2 separate regions of the Homo sapiens genome follow, and region 2 is linked to region 1. A link is a contact called in ENCODE Hi-C or POLR2A ChIA-PET data. All regions are on one chromosome and are shown on one strand. The core of a region is the stretch at or near the end of the contact, and the rest is flanking DNA. Distances in the headings are between cores, read along the strand shown. Region 1 overlaps TRAP1 (TNF receptor associated protein 1). Region 2 overlaps CREBBP (CREB binding lysine acetyltransferase).

Region 1 (7,784 bases), core at 1,657-4,156:
GTAGAGACGAGGTTTCACCTTATTGGTCAGGCTGCTCTCGAACTATTGACCTCAGGTGATCCACCCACCTAGGCCTCCCAAAGTGCTGGGATTACAGGCGTGAGCCACCATGCCCGGCCAACCCTAGCCTGTCTTTATCTCTATGCAGATACCTTAAAAACATCTACCACAATTCAGAAAGTATTCAAATTCCAAACCATGTAAACATCCAGTTATTTGGGCCCATGTAATTGCATTGTTCACTTTATTCGTACAGTTAAAAAAAAAAAAAAAATCCCGGGACATTTCTTCTGGAATTAAATGGTATTTGGCATTAGAGGAGTTCGCGAACAGTCTACATCAAACCAGGGTGCTGAAGTCTCTGTGCCTCCTTCCAAAGCACAGCCAGCCCTGGGGGCACAGGAGGGAAGTGTCCAAGTGCCAACACCTGCCCACAGAGCATATCAGTGTTTCTCACCATTTGTGTAAAAGAAACACAAAAAGGATAAACCAGAAACTGATGTGACTGTGTATTTTGTTTCCTAGGACTACTGAAACACAGCACCACAAACTAGGCAGTTTCAAAAAGGTCCACAGTTCTGAGCCAGGCACACAACCTCACACCTGTAATCCCAGCACTTTGGGAGGCCAAGGCAGGAGAATCGCTTGAGCCCAGGGGTTTAAGACCAGCCTGGGCAAGAAAGTGAGACTCCATCTCTGCAAAAAACACAAAAACTAGCCAGGTGTAGTGGTGTGCACCTGTAGTCCCAGCTACTTGTGAGGCTGAGGTGGGAAGATCACTTGAGCCCAGGATGTTGAGGCTGTAGTGAGCCAAGATCACACTACCGCACTTCTGCACTTCAGGCTGGGTGAGACAGCGAGACTCTGTCTCAAAAAAAAAAAAAAAAAGGTCCCAGGTTCTGGGCAGCGGTGCTTCCCACTGGAGGTGCCGAGGGAGAGTCCATCCCGCACCTCTCCCCAGCTTCTGGCAGTAGCCGGCATCCTTGGTGTTTCATGCTTTGCAGACCCTCCAGGCTCTGTCTCTTGTCACATGGCAAGCTCTTCTCTATGTGAGTCCTGGCTGTGTCCAGATTTCCCTCTTCTTATACGGATACCAGGAATACTGGAGTTAGGCCCCACCCCCATGCAGTGTGACCTCATCACAACCTGATACATCTGAAATGACCCAAATAAGCTCACACTCACAAGTACCAGGGATGAGGACGCGAACGTATCTTTCTCTTTTTTTTTTTGAGACAGAGTCTCGCTCTGTCATCCAGGCTGGAGTGCAGGGGCATGATCTCAGCTCACTGCAACCTCTGCCTCCTGGGTTCAGGCGATTCTCCTGCCTCAGCCTCCCTAGTAGCTGGGATTACAGGCACGCACCACCATGCCTGGCTTTTATTTTTAAAAGAGACATGGTTTCACCATGTTGGCCAGGCTGGTCTCCAACTCCTGACCTCAAGTGATCTGCCCACCTTGGCCTCCCAAAGTGCTGGGATTACAGACGTGAGCCACCATACCTGGCCTCTTTTTAAAAAAGAATAAAAATAGAGACAAGGTTTCTCTTTGTTGCCCAGCCTGGTCTTGAACTCCTGGACTCAAGTAATCCTCCCACTTTGGCCTCTTAAAGCACTAGGATGACAGGTATGAGCCACTGTACCCGGCCTTCAAACCCCACAGCTTGGTTACCTACAGGAGGTGTGTATTAAACTCCCCGTGGCACAAACCCGGTAGCTTACAGTAACAGACACTTATTCTCTCACAGTCCTGGAAGCAAGAAGTCCAAGATCAAGGTGCCACTAGGGCTGGTTCCTCCTGAGGCTGGGAGGGAGGGTCTGTTTGCGCCTCTTCCAGCCTCTGCAGCCTCTGGCGTTGCTTGGCTTGTGGGTGGTCATCTTCTCCCTGTGTCTTCCCTTCAGGACGTCTGCCCTTCTCCCTCTACACATGTCTGTCTGTTCAAATGTCCCCATTTTATAAGGACACAGTCATACTGGATTAGGGCCCACCCAAGTGAACTCATCTTAACTTGATCACCTGCAAAGACCCTATTTCCAAATATGGTCACATTCACAGGTACTGAGAGCTGGGACTTCAACATCTTTCGTGGGGAGACACAATTCAACCCCCAACCAGCATATGTACAGAGAATGCAAAGAAAGCGGGAAGGGGAGAGGGCTGGCAGAGCTGAGGGAACATGACACTTCCACATACATCTTTTCGTATGTCTCTCTTAGAACCATGGTCAGGTTTCTCATACTCAAAAAACAAACCATTACTTAGCCAGACGTGGTGGCGCACTTCTAGTTATCAGCTACTCGGGAGGCCGAGGTGGAAGGACTGCTCGAACACAGGAGGTGGAGGTTGCAGTGAGCCGAGGTCGCACCACTGTACTCCAGACTTGGCGACAGAGTGAGACTCTGTCTCGAAAAAAAAAAAAAAAGAAAAGAAAAAGAAAAAGAAAAAGAAACCGTGAAAACAAAACAGGGCGCACATGAACACAAAATGAAATACAAACAGCAAATATGCAGAGCTGTGACGATGACATCACCACTCTGAAAGAAGAACTAACCTAAGAGACTTCAGAAAATAGCACTTTGACTGTTACTGTAAAACTAACCTCAGAGGACAGCACACCATCACCAGGCTCGGGCAGGAGATGTGTCCCCTGCGGAGTCAGCAGGTCTGAGCCCGATTTACGCATGTGCCAAGATCAAGCGGAAAAGCTGATTGTGGCTACTGAGTTGGGGTCCTCACAGTTGAAGAAAAGTCACTGATAAGGAAGGGGCAGGAATAAACCCTGCGGGGCGGCACTGGAGGTACAGGCATCAGTACAGGCTCACAACCTTTGCCATGTGTACAGACTGGATGCAGAAATCAATACCGGAACATTTACACACACACATTTCCCAGCTCTGTCCACTGACGCGTGACAGGGCCCAGGCGCGATGACCCCCCACTTAGGCTACAGAGAGCAAAGTCCAAAAGCTGTTCCAGTTTCAGCACTCTAAAGTCCCACGTCCCAGGGAAAGCCTTTGTCCTGGCAAACTAGGACGGCTGGTCACCCTACCTGGCAGCCAGATCTTGGTTTGTGAATACCTCTCTCCAAAAACAGGAACCAGAGATCCCTGCGGAGCACACAGAGGAGCCTAGGACACCCAGTGGTGTGCAGAAGGACGAGAAAGGACGGGGTGTGTCAGGAGAACACACAGCCCAGCCAGAAGGGCTCCCAGTGGCAGAATCTAGGACAATCTGTGCGGCAAAATAACGAACGACAATAATGGATTGTAAGCTGTGACCCGGCAAATCAAGCAAACATCGGTGCACACTTAAACAGAGGAGGAGCAGCAGCTCTTCATCACAGCAGAATTCCAATGAATAAACACAAGGAATGGCAGAAAACAGAAAGCACACCATCAGGAAACACCACAGCAATAACTGGCTGGTGTAAGTTACTACTATTTTGAGACAGGGTCTCACTCTGTTGCCCAGGCTGGATCACAATGGCACAATCACAGCTCACTGCAGCCTCGACCTTCCCGGGCTCAGGTGATCCTCCCACCTCAGCCTCCTGAGTAGCTGGGACTATAGGCCGTGTATTACCACTCCTAGCTAATTTTTTTTTTCTTTTTTTTTTTGACTGGGTCTCACTCTGTCGCCCAGGCTGAAGTGCAGTAGAGTGATCTTGGCTCACAGCAGCCTCAACCCTCCGGATTCAAGTGATCCTCCCACCTCAACCTTCCGAGTAGCTGAGACTACAGGCTCATGCCACCATACCCGGCTAATTTTTGTGTTTTCTGTAGAGACAGGGATTCACCATGTTGCCCAGGCTGGTCTCAAACTCCTGAGCTCAAGTGATCCCCCGGCCTCTGCCTCCCAAGCGCTGGGATTAGAGCCGTAAGACACCACGCCCAGCCTAAGGTTATGTATTTGAAGCAGTGGTAGATACTGCCAAGTCACACTCCACAGAGATCCTATCAGTTTACGTTCCCACAGCAATGTACTAAAGTGCATATCATCCTACATTCCTGCCAAGTCAGTGTTGAGATGAAACTCTTGGATCTTTGCCTATTGGTCAGATAAAATTTTCACTGCAGTTTTCACTTACATTTCTCTTATTATAAGCAAAACTGAGCACTGTCCCGTATTTTTAAATATTTCCTATTTCCTTTTTTGTTAAGGGACTGTTGGTATCCTCTGATAATTTTTCTACTACATTTTAAATCTTCTTCTTATTGATTTGTAAGAGCTTTTTATATATTAAGGAAATTAGTCGCCAGGAGCGGTGGCTCACACCTGTAATCCCAGCACTTTGGGAGGCCGAGGCGGGAGGATCACGAGGTCAGGAGATTGAGACCATCCTGGCTAACACGGTGAAACCCCGTCTCTACTAAAAATACAAAAAATTAGCCAGGCGTAGTGGTGGGCGCCTGTAGTCCCAGCTACTTGGGAGGCTGAGGCAGGAGAATGGCATGAACCCGGGAGACGGAGTTTGCAGCGAGCTGAGATGGCGCCACTGCACTCCACCCTGGGCAACAGAGCAAGACTCTGTCTCAAAAAAAAAAAAAAAAGGAAATTAGTCTTTTGGTTGTAAAAGCCTTCCTCACTCTAAGATTAAACATGATTTCCCCATGTTTCATTTTTCTAGTCTTTTTGGTTTTTCCCCAATTAATATGCAGAATTTTTTTTTTTTTTCCTCGAGAAGGTCTTGCTCTGTTGCCCAGAGCTGGAGTGAAATGGCGTGATCTCGGCTCACTGCAACCTCTGCCTCCCAGGTTCAAGCAATTCTCCTGCCTCAGCCTCCCAAGTAGCTGGGATTGCAGGTGTGCACCACCATGCCCGGCTAACTTTTGTGTTTTTTTGTTTTTTTGTTTTTCTTTTTTAAGTAGAGACAGGGTTTCACCATGTTGGCCAGGATGGTCTCGAACTCCTGACCTCGTGATCCGTCTGCCTCAGTCTCCCAAAGTGCTGGGATTACAGGCACAAACCACTACACCCAGCCTATATTTTTGAAAGGATTTAATATAATATTCATTATGGGAGGAGTATATAGAAGTCCTCACAATTGGGAAAAAGAAAAAAATAAGAAATCTATATTTCCAGCCAGAATTGCAAGACTTAGTATCATAACGCCAAGATTACATTAATTGAATTGACAGCATTCTTAAAAGCAGATTTGATTTCAGGTTATGTAAACTTTCCACAACAACTTTTTTTTTTTTTTTTAGAGTCTCACTCTGTTGCCCAGGCTGCAGTGCAGGGCGCCATCTCGGCTCACTGCAAGCTCCGCCTCCCGGATTCATGCCATTCTCCTGCCTCAGCCTCCCAAGACTACAGGCGCCCGCCACCATGCCCGGCTAATTTTTTGTATTTTTAGTAGAGATGGGGTTTCACCGTGTTAGCCAGGATGGTCTTGATCTCCTGACCTCGTGATCTGCCCGCCTCAGCCTCCCAAAGTGCTGGGATTACAGGCGTGAGCCACCGCGCCCGGCTTCTACAACAACTTTTAATCACTAACTCAGGTGCAGTGGCTCATGCCTGTAATCCCAGCACTTTGGGAGGCCAAGGCCGGGGGGTCGCTTCAGCTCAGGAGTTTGAAATTAGCCTGGGTAACATGGCAAAACCCCATCTCTACAAAAAAACAGCCAGGTGTGGTGGTGCATGCCTGTAGTCTCAGCTACTTGGGAGGATCACTTGAGCCTGCAAGGCAGAGGTTGCAGTGAGCCAAGATCACGCCACTGCATTTCAGGGTGGGAGATGCAGCCAGGCCCTGTCTCAAAAAAAAAATTAAAAATTAAAAAAAAAATAAACCATTAGAGGAATAAATCTGCCTGAACCAGATACCAAACACGCTAGCTGTACAATTTCCGTCTTTGTGTTTCTCCTACACCCTAAAGGAAAAACCACAAACCTCAATGTCAGGCTACAAGATCTTACTGTTAAACTATCTGGTGGTTTGGGGTCGCACAAAATGGGAAGCACTGATAGTTTGAATGTGACACCACACACCCCTCCCCTTCCACCCCCCACATCCCTACCCACTACTGCCAGTGCCCATGCAGCTCCTCCACTCTGCAGCTGCAGTCTCAGTAGCTGGGACTCCTTCCCATCCGAGTTGCTGCAGGGCCTGGCTGCAGGCCCTCTCTCCCATTCAGGCCTCCCTGGCCCCAGCAGTTCACAATAATCTCTTCCTATGAGTTCACTGCACTTAACTTTTTATGCTGCCCATTTAAAAAAATTTTATACTGGCCAGGCGCAGTGGCTCACACCATAATCCCAGCACTTTGGGAGGCCGAGGCGGGTGGATCACCTGAGGTCAGGAGTTCAAGACCAGCGTGACCAACAGGGTGAAACCCCATCTCTACTAAAAATACAAAATTAGCACTGGGTGCCTGTAATCCCCGCTACTCGGGAGGCTGAGGCAGGAGAATCACTTGAACCCACGAGGCAGAGGTTGCGGTGAGCCGAGATTGTGCCATTGCACTCCAGCAGCCTGGGTGACAAGAGTGAAACTCCGTCTCAAAAAAAAAAAAAAAAAAAAAAGATTTATTCATGTATTTACTATTTCTTTCTTTCTTAGAAAAGAGATTGCTCTGTCACCCAGGCTGGAGTGCAGTGGTACAGTCATGGCTCACTGCAGTCTTGAACTCCTGGGCTCAAGGGACCTTCCTGCTTTACTCTCCTGAACAGCTGGGACTGCAGGTAAGCACCATCACACAGGACTAAATTCTTTTTTTTTTTTTTTTCCTAGAGATAGGGTGTTTCCATGTTGACCAGGCTGGTCTTAAGCTCCTGGTCTCAAGCAATCTTCCTACCTTAGCCTCCCAAAGCTGCTGGGATTACAGGTCTGAGCCACCACGCCCAGCCTGTGCTGCTCATTTGAAACTGCTGCTATATGCCAGCATATGACATTTCCCACTGTTAATTTTTTGGTTAATGTATAATTTATCTCACCAAATTAGGGCAGGAAAAAGCTTGTATTTCTCAGTAACACTCTTTGAAGACAGGAACATCCATATTTCTTGGTATGCCAAAGTATCTATCACAAAAGCTACTCTTTACAAACTTTTTTTTTTGAGATGGAGTTTCCCTCTTGTTGCCCAGGCTGGAGTGCAATGGCGCGATCTCAGCTCACCCCATCCTCCTCCTCCCGGGTTCAAGCGATTCTCCTGCCTCAGCCTCCCGAGTAGCTGAGATTACAGGCATGTGCCACCACGCCTGGCTAATTTTGCATTTTTTGTAGAGACGGGGTTTCTCCATGTTGGTCAGGCTGCTCTCTAACTCCTGACCTCAGGTGATCCGCCCACATCGGCCTCCCAAAGTGCTAGGATTACAGGTGTGAGCCACCACGCCCAGACTTTTTTGTTTGTTTGTTTGAGATGCAGTCTCACTCTGTTGCCCAGGCTGGAGTGCACTGGCACAATCTCGGCTCACTGCAAACTCCGCCTCCCAGTTCAAGCCATTCTCGGGCCTCAGCCGCCCGAGTAGCTGGGACTACAGATGCACATCACCACGCCAGGCTAATTTTTATATTTTTAGTAGAGATGGGGTTTCTCCATGTTGCCCAGGCTGGTCTCAAACTCTGGGGCTCAAGGGATCCTCCTGCCTCAGCCTCCCAAAGTGGTGGGATTACAGAAGTGAGCCACCGCACCTGGCCAAGGGTGCATATTTCAAACACCAGAGTAACCACTAAAATAATAATTCAAAGAAGAATAGCTTTAAAAAGCATTAGATAAACCACAATGGAAATCTCAAATACATTTCATTGATAAGGAAAGGAAAAACAGGGAAAAAATCCAAAAGGA
Region 2 (7,784 bases), core at 1,791-4,290, 160 kb after region 1:
CACGTCTAACACACACTTGTTATCTTCCCACCTGTCTGTAAGGAATGAGATGTGATTTAGGAGTGTGTACATGCATGTAACAGTTTTTGAAGAAAAACCGAGACTGAGAGTAAGTTGCAGACGAAATAACACTGTTCTCCTAAGTACTTCAGTACGTATCTCCTAACAACATCCTCTTACATAATCACAGTATGCATGTGCAACTCAGGAAATGTAACACTGATACAATACTGAATATACTGCCCTTACTCAAATTTTGCTGGTTGTCCCAATAATGATCTTTATCACACATCTGTCTCTTCAAAATGACATGTCCTATAGCCATGAGATTACAAGATCCAAGATCTAATTCAGGATCATGGTGCATTTAATTGTCATGTCTTTGTCACCTTGTTTAATCGAAAAAGGATCAAAGGTTCCCTGGCCTTTGTCTTTCGTAAGTGACATTTTATTCTTATTTGTTTATTAGACAGAGTCTTGCTCTGTTGCCCACGCTAGATGGAGTGCAGTGGCACGATCCAGGCTCACTGCAACCTTTGCCTCCCGGGTTCAAGCAATTCTCCAACCTCAGCCAGAATAGCTGGGATTACAGGCGTGCACCACCGCACCCGGCTAACGTTTGTATTTTTAGTAGAGACGGGGTTTCGCCACGTTGGCCAGGCTGGTTTCGAACTTCTGACCTCAGGTGATCCGCCCGCCTAAGCCTCCCAAAGTGCTAGGATTACAGGCGTGAGCCATTGCACCCGGCCATAACTGACATTTTTGAAGAATAGAGGCCAGTTGTTATTGTAGAAGGTCCTTCAATTTGGGGTACCTCCTCATGGTTACAGGGCATGTCATTTTGAAGAGAAAGGAATCTGATCCCGGATACAGCAGACAGTTCCATGAGGGCACAGGGCCTGTACCTGGTGAAATAGGTCTCAACATGCTTCTGAGGGTTCCAATCCATAGTTTTTACGCTATTTTGCTATCCTAAATTTGGAGATTCACTGAGGTGTCCAGACACAAACTGTACAATATTTATTAAATATGTATTAAAAAGTCCTCTCTATCATAACTACTGTTTTGTTTGTTGCCCTCCAGGCTTTGTCCACCTGCACACACAAATTTACTCGGTACTCCTTAATAAATATTTTTGTCCAACCCAAATGATAAACGTTTGAGGTGGTAGATATCCTAATTACTATGATTTGCTCATTATGCATTGCATGCATGTTACAAAATATTCTGTAACCCCTTAATATATACAATCACATGTCAACTACAAATAAAAGGAAAAAAGAAAATATGTACCCCCCCAAATAACAACATTTTATTTTTTATTTTATGTTTTAGAGATAGGGTCTTGCTCTGTCACCTCTGTGCAATGGCACAATCACAGCTCACTGTATCCTCAAACTCCTGGACTCAACCAATTCTCCCGCTTCAGCCCCCTATAGCTGGGACCACAGGTGTGCCCCACCACAAACAGCTCATTTTTTATTTTATTTTTAATTAATGAATTAATTAAATAATTATTTTGACAGGGTCTTGCTCCGGCACCCAGGCTGGAGTGCAGTGAAGTTGCAGGCTCAATGCAGCTTCCGCCCTGCACCAAAACACCCACCTGATTTTTGTACTGTTTTGGAGAGACAGGGTTTCGCCATGTTTCCCAGGCTTGCCAGCTAATTAAAAAAATTTTTTTTTGTAGAGATGGGGTCTTGCTATGTTGCCCAGGCTGGTCTCAAACTCCTGGCCTCAAGAAATACTCCTACTTCAGTCTCCCAAAGCACTGGGATTACAGGCATGAGCCACTGCAGCCCAAAATAACTACTTTTAAAAATGCAGTGTTCCTTAACTGATGAGCATGAAAATGAAACTTCATCTAAACCAGGAACTGGAGCCATTACCATTAGAGATCAGCTCTCCTTCCTTTCTGTCCAGGGCGAGGATGAAGAGACCGTGTCAAGCACTGTAACCCAGAAGCAAACAAGGGCCAAATATTTTATATTTAAGTTTGGAAAAATCTGCAAAAGGCGACCTAACTGGCTATTTTGAACATCCCTAAGCACTCTTCCTAGGAGAGGGAGGCCAGGCCACAGAAGAGCAGATAAACTCAGAGAGTACTTAGTGAAACCCAGGGCAGGGCTGGCCTCAGTGTAGAACAATGGGAACAGAACAGCTGGAAGCTGAGCACAGGAGTTGAAATCCTGCATCCTTAGGCAAACTGCTTCATCTCTGCATCTTCATACCCTCACCTGTAAAACAAGGGTACCAACGCCCCAGAGTTAAAAACTTCACCCATCATCCTGCCACTCTCAGAGCTATCAGTTTTCATTTATGGTTTATTCTAGTTCTTATCAAATTCACAGGCAAGTTTCAAAGTTGTAAGCAGGGCTTATGTCCTGGGCTAGTGTTTTTGTTTTTCACTGGTCTGCTACACTCTGACCACCGTGACCACTTTTTCATCCTATTTCAGTCCAAATACATATACCAGCTGTTTGGGTGAAGGCAGAGTTAGACAAATTCTTCTTCTGTAATTCACCATATGAATATGTGTAAAACCAAATATACAGGTGTGGCTTTTTAAAAGGCAAGATAGGGCGCACACGTAGTCGTACCATCACCCTTCTGTTTACCACTGTCACCACATTTCCATATTCCCTAGTTCAGCAAAACTGACAAAGGGGAGTGAAGGAGGCAGGCCAGGATATTGCAACACAACACAGCTTTGCTTTCTACACACCAAAGTGTCCCAACACATGGGTTAAGCAAGAGCAATCTGTATCATCGGAAGTTCCTAAGGTTCACGATTGACAGCGATCCAGTCCCAGGTAAGCCCTCTTCTCTCTGACCGTTACCAGGGGGCCCGGGAGAATGCAAAGAAAAGGAGACTGTGGGCACCCTGCACCCAGAGCATTTGCACCTCAAGGAAACTTCACCAGCCGATATCAAATAGCGAACACTGCCTGTCATACTTCCATAGCTAGGGAAAGGAATTTTCCCTTTTGCAGCTTCCTGGCTGCCAACCAGGAGGCTACCCCTTTCATTAAGCTGAAATGAGAGAAAAGAGAGGCTACACATTTCCCCATTTCTATCACACTCATACGAGGCTGGGAAGACCCAGTGAGGAATGAGGAAAATAGTAGGGACTTAGGAAGGAGAAAGTTACAGCCAAACTCAGCCAGCCTCAGGAAAGGCAACTGTTTACCAAGCAAGGTACAGAGGACATTCACTTCTATACTAGGAAACCCAAGCCGGTGGTCTGCATGCAGACTGTTAGGTGGGGATCACTCCTAAACACTGAAAGACAAATGGTACCTACATCTGTTCCAGGATCCATTCTTAATAATGATGATCAGAAATCAGCATTTCACCTTAAGCAAGGAATGAACTACTAGAATCAAACACCAGGTGGGTGGCTAAATCAATCTGTGCAGCCAATAACATTTGAAAACAGCCTCATCTGAAAAAAATTTCAAAGCCATCAGCCAAAGTATCCACAAAACACACCTTTCTTCAGGTTTTCTACAGCCTCCTCTTCCATAATACCTTATTTTCTTCTTTGAATTCCACTTGGAGCCCCAGATTATTTGTACTGACAGGACTGGTCTATCACACCTTCTCCTGGAAATAAGAACTCTTTTATGCTCCTACAGACACAATGCGTTAAAATTATGCTAACAATTTCACGTTATAACGTGCGTGGGGCTGTAAGCTCCCTGAAAGCAGGGATCCTGTCTTGCTTATCTACTCAGTGCCTAGCATAAAATGCTTCGTATGTACTAGGCACTCAATAAACCCACGTGCTGAATGAGTGCTCACATTATAGAGGATACACAGTATCAACAAGCTGCTTGTCTAGTCAAAGATATAAAGCAGTAATCTTAATGTTTACTACTACTTTCTGAAAACAGAAACAATAACGAATTCTCTAGAAATATTACACTGGGTCATCTTTCTCTTTAAGACTTTTTCCTATTGCCCTCTTTACCTTTTAGGGGACCACCCAAGTATATTTCACTCTTTGGCTACAAACTCAGCATCAATGAACCCCAACCCTAGAATTGATACACAGATTAAATGGCATAATGTAGGATGAGCAACAGTAGTGTAAGAAATAAGCATGTAAGAGTTCAGATGCTGTTTTGTGATGTGTTCATACTTCTCTGCTTTCCCTCCCACACATATTTTCTCTTCCTCACCCACTCCTAATTTCTCTCTCACATCCCTATTTCCTGTGAAAAAGGTCTCCTTTCTTTAGATTTTTTTTTCATGGTTTCTTTAGATTGTCTTTTGCATTACTTTTGTAATACTGTGACTATGTATTTGGTCTTCCACCCTGTCTCCTGGCATACAACTCCTAAAATCCTTGGAATCTCCAAAATAGAATTTTTATTTTTTATTTTTTTATTTTTATTTTTTTTTGGCTCTGTCGCCTAGGCTAGAGTGCAGTGGCACGATCTTGGCTCACTGCAGCCTCTACTTCCCGGATTCAAACAATTCTTCTGCCTCAGCCTCCCAAGTAGCTGGGATTACAGGCGCATACCACCACACCCGGCTAATTTTTTGTATTTTCAGCAGAGACGGGGTTTCACCATGTTGGCCAGAATGGTCTAGAACTCCCAACCTCAGGTGATCCATCCGCCTCGGCCTCACAAATTGCTGGGATTATAGGTGTGAGCCACCACACCCAACCAGTAATGTCTTTTCGTATGCTCACGAATTGACTGATGGCTGGCAGCTCCTAGGTAGCTTCGGACAGGAGCTGGTCACCAGGAAGACCAAGGCATGACTGATTAGAGGACTGGGACTTTCAGCCCATCCTTAATTTCCAGGGAAGGGAGAGATACTAAAGCTTAAGTTGATCACCAACGGCCAATGGTTTAATCAATCATGCCTATGTAATGAAGCCTCCATAAAAACTCACAAGTACAGGGTTCAGAGAGCTTCCAGATAGCTGAACACATGGAGGTTCCTGAAGAGTGGCACACCTGGACGGGGCAAAAAGGCTACATGGCCCTCTCACACGCCTTGCCCTATCACCTGATATTCAGTGGTATCCTTCATAATATCCTTTACAATAAAAAACCAGTAAACATGTTTCCTTGAGCTCTGTCAACCGCTCTAGTAAATTAATTGAACCCAAGGAGGGGCTTGTGGGAACCCCATTTATAGCCAGTCAGAAGCACAGGTAAAACAACTTGGGGCTTGCAAATGGTGGGGGGCGGGGGCAGTCTTGAGGACTGAGCCCTCAACCGTGGGATCTGACACCATCTGCCTGTCAGCTGGCGTCTGCTGCAGCACCGAGTGCCTACTCGGTGTGTGTGTGTGGCTGGGGGCATCTCCACAAATCTGGTCCCAGAGGTGTTCTGTGTCGACTGTTGACACTGAGTATAGGAATAAAGGAGTATAGGAGAAACCTGATTTTTCCCTACATCCTCAGACTTGTACTATAGCCCTGACTACTCAAATGCTTCTATTAAATCTTTCAAAAGCTAAACATTTTTATTCACCTATTTACCTACCCTCGAAAAACTTCCAAAAGGAATTTTTTTTAAGAGATGGGGTCTGTGTTGCCCAGGCTGGAGTGCAGTGGCCATTCACAAGTGTGATCATGGCTCACTGTAGCCTCAAACTCCTAAACTCCTGGACTCAAGCAATCCTCCTGCCTCAGCCTCCCAAGTAGCCAAGACTGCTGGCATGTGCCACTGTGGCTCCAAAAAGAATTTTTAATTTCTAAGTTAACGGACACAGGAAGAGGTAATGCACATGTTAATTGGCTCAATTTAGCCAATCCACAATGTATAGATATTTCAAAACATCATGTTGTATATGATAAATACATACAATTTTTATTTGTTAATTAAAACAAAATTTGAAGGAAAAAAACTACATACAAAAAACTTGATCCAGCAAGGGCAAAGCATCCTGGAAAAGTTCACTCCTAGAGATGAGGAATCTAGAGAGTGGTGGAAGGATTCACAGTGTTGTTATTATTATTGTTAAATGACCTGGAGGCCACACTACGCTCTCGGTGTGTTTACTGATCTATTACTAATTAGACACTACGGACACAGGAAGTGCAGTCTGGTGTAGTGAGAAGAGTACTCAACCAAGCCCTGGTTCAGATCACAGCTGTCACCACAGCTACTGCCTCCCTGTGTACCCCTCCTTAGCTCTAAAATGGAAGGACAGCTGGGTGCAGTGGCTCATGCCTGTAATCCCAGCACTTTGGGAGGCAGACAGGTGGGTCACCTATGGTCAGGAGTTCGAAACCAGCCTAGCCAACATGGTGAAACCCTGTCTCTACTAAAAATACTGAAAATTACAAAAAATTAGCTGGGCGTGGTGGCAGGTGCCTATAACCCCAGCTACTCGGGAAGCTGAGGCAGGAGAATCACTGGGAGGTTGCAGTGAGCCGAGATCGCGCCATTGCACTCCAGCCTGGGCAACAAGGGCAAAACTCTGTCCCAAAAAAATAAATAAATAAAATAAAATAAAGGACAGTAGCACCTGCTTCGCAGGATCGTTGATGAAAGAATTAAACCATACAGCATTTAGCACTGAGCTTGGCATGCAGTAAGGACTCAAAAAATATTAGTCATTACTATCACTGTCCCAATCCCATCTCCCAAGGCACCTATGAGGGCTGAACCAGCCAAAGCCTTTAAGAACCTGGCACTCCAGGGTTGGTACAGAGCAGGCGCTCAACAGCCGCCACTTATCAATGGTAGTGACTTGCTAATAAACTCATCCCTGCTGATCTGTGGCAATTCTAGTAGAATTAAAGGTTACTTTGCTTTGAAAGTTCTTGGGGATTATGCAAATAAATATAATGGAACAACTCTCTATACCAAAAAAAAAAAAAAAAAAGAAAGAGAAAAGCTGTTTTATTAATATTTATGCCATCGTAAGTAATTTTTATCTAGGCATTTAAACAAGTTCCCAAAAGACATCTAACTTTTTTTTTTTTTTTTACAATGACTATTAGGAAATAATTAAAGCAACCTCCTTCTAAAATCTTCCGTAATTCAGGCTTCTTTTATGCAGACACACCAATCCCTAATTAGAACAGAACAATGAGGTTGTACTTCATTCTGAACAGTGATCTTATCTTGAGTAAGTCTTGCCCCTCCTCAGAATCACTGATCTGCTGAAGAGCCAGAGAGCTCGGCCGGCAGCCCCCACCCTCTCCTCCCCAGGAGAAGGAAGCGAGTCACTGCTCAGGGGCCCTCACTCGGTGCAGGACCGGCTGGGTTTGAGATAGAATAGAAGTCGGCCTCCCCAGAGGACTGTACTCTAATTGAGGAAGACAGCCAATGGACACCAAGCCACAAACTTAAATTAACACGTATGTCATATTTTACAGCCAAGTGGAATAAGGCAGTGAACAAAAGTAGGAAAGGCTTCAAATAAGAGGCTCTGAGCAGAAGTTTAGAGGAAAAGGACACTGACAACTCCAAAGAGGCAGGGACAGAAGACAGCAAGACAGGCAGGCAGAGATGGCTGCTCTGCTGTGGGGAACTTCAAGGGAAAAGCTCCAAGATGGCAGGAGCCCCAGGGTAGGTACAAGTTCCATACGGTGGGAAGGGCCTCACTACGGTAGGCAGGCTTGCTCTGTCGCCCAGGCTGGAGTGCAGTGACACAATCTCGGGTTATTAAATTTGGGTTTAATAAACCGAATTGTCTTAAAACCCTCAACACAGCACTTACATTTATACTAGAGCTTAGAATTTGGGTTTTCTTGTTTTCCTGTCATATGCTGTGTTTTGTATGATGAACGATATTTAAGTGGACATTAA

Evidence for each region. Hi-C counts contacts between places; a loop is a spot of excess contacts on that map. ChIA-PET counts read pairs that join two places held with the same protein, here RNA polymerase II (POLR2A). Pooled maps may share reads with other maps.
Region 2: a map with no recorded cell type shows a loop between it and region 1 (3-fold over the local background). The contact joins two enhancer-like sites. A Hi-C loop is called at or near these places in 1 of 168 maps with a recorded cell type or tissue (GM11168), 4 of 37 single-sample maps with no recorded cell type and 5 of 50 pooled maps. POLR2A ChIA-PET finds 5 or more read pairs at or near these places in 4 of 52 experiments (CD4-positive, alpha-beta T cell, GM12878, HEK293 and 1 more).

Annotation. Positions count from the first base shown.
Region 1 is chr16:3,693,130-3,700,913 of GRCh38, forward strand. The region is part of intron 1 of TRAP1 (TNF receptor associated protein 1); the gene reads right to left. Among named protein-coding and RNA genes, the nearest start is that of TRAP1, 21 kb to the right of the region's middle. RefSeq lists an enhancer at 3,091-3,591. Within about 2 kb of position 2,907, at least 8 of the 41 ENCODE cell types and tissues checked have a DNase peak (open chromatin) inside an H3K27ac peak, as active enhancers do.
Region 2 is chr16:3,854,816-3,862,599 of GRCh38, forward strand. The region is part of intron 1 of CREBBP (CREB binding lysine acetyltransferase); the gene reads right to left. Among named protein-coding and RNA genes, the nearest start is that of CREBBP, 22 kb to the right of the region's middle. RefSeq lists a silencer at 5,072-5,256. Within about 2 kb of position 3,041, at least 8 of the 41 ENCODE cell types and tissues checked have a DNase peak (open chromatin) inside an H3K27ac peak, as active enhancers do.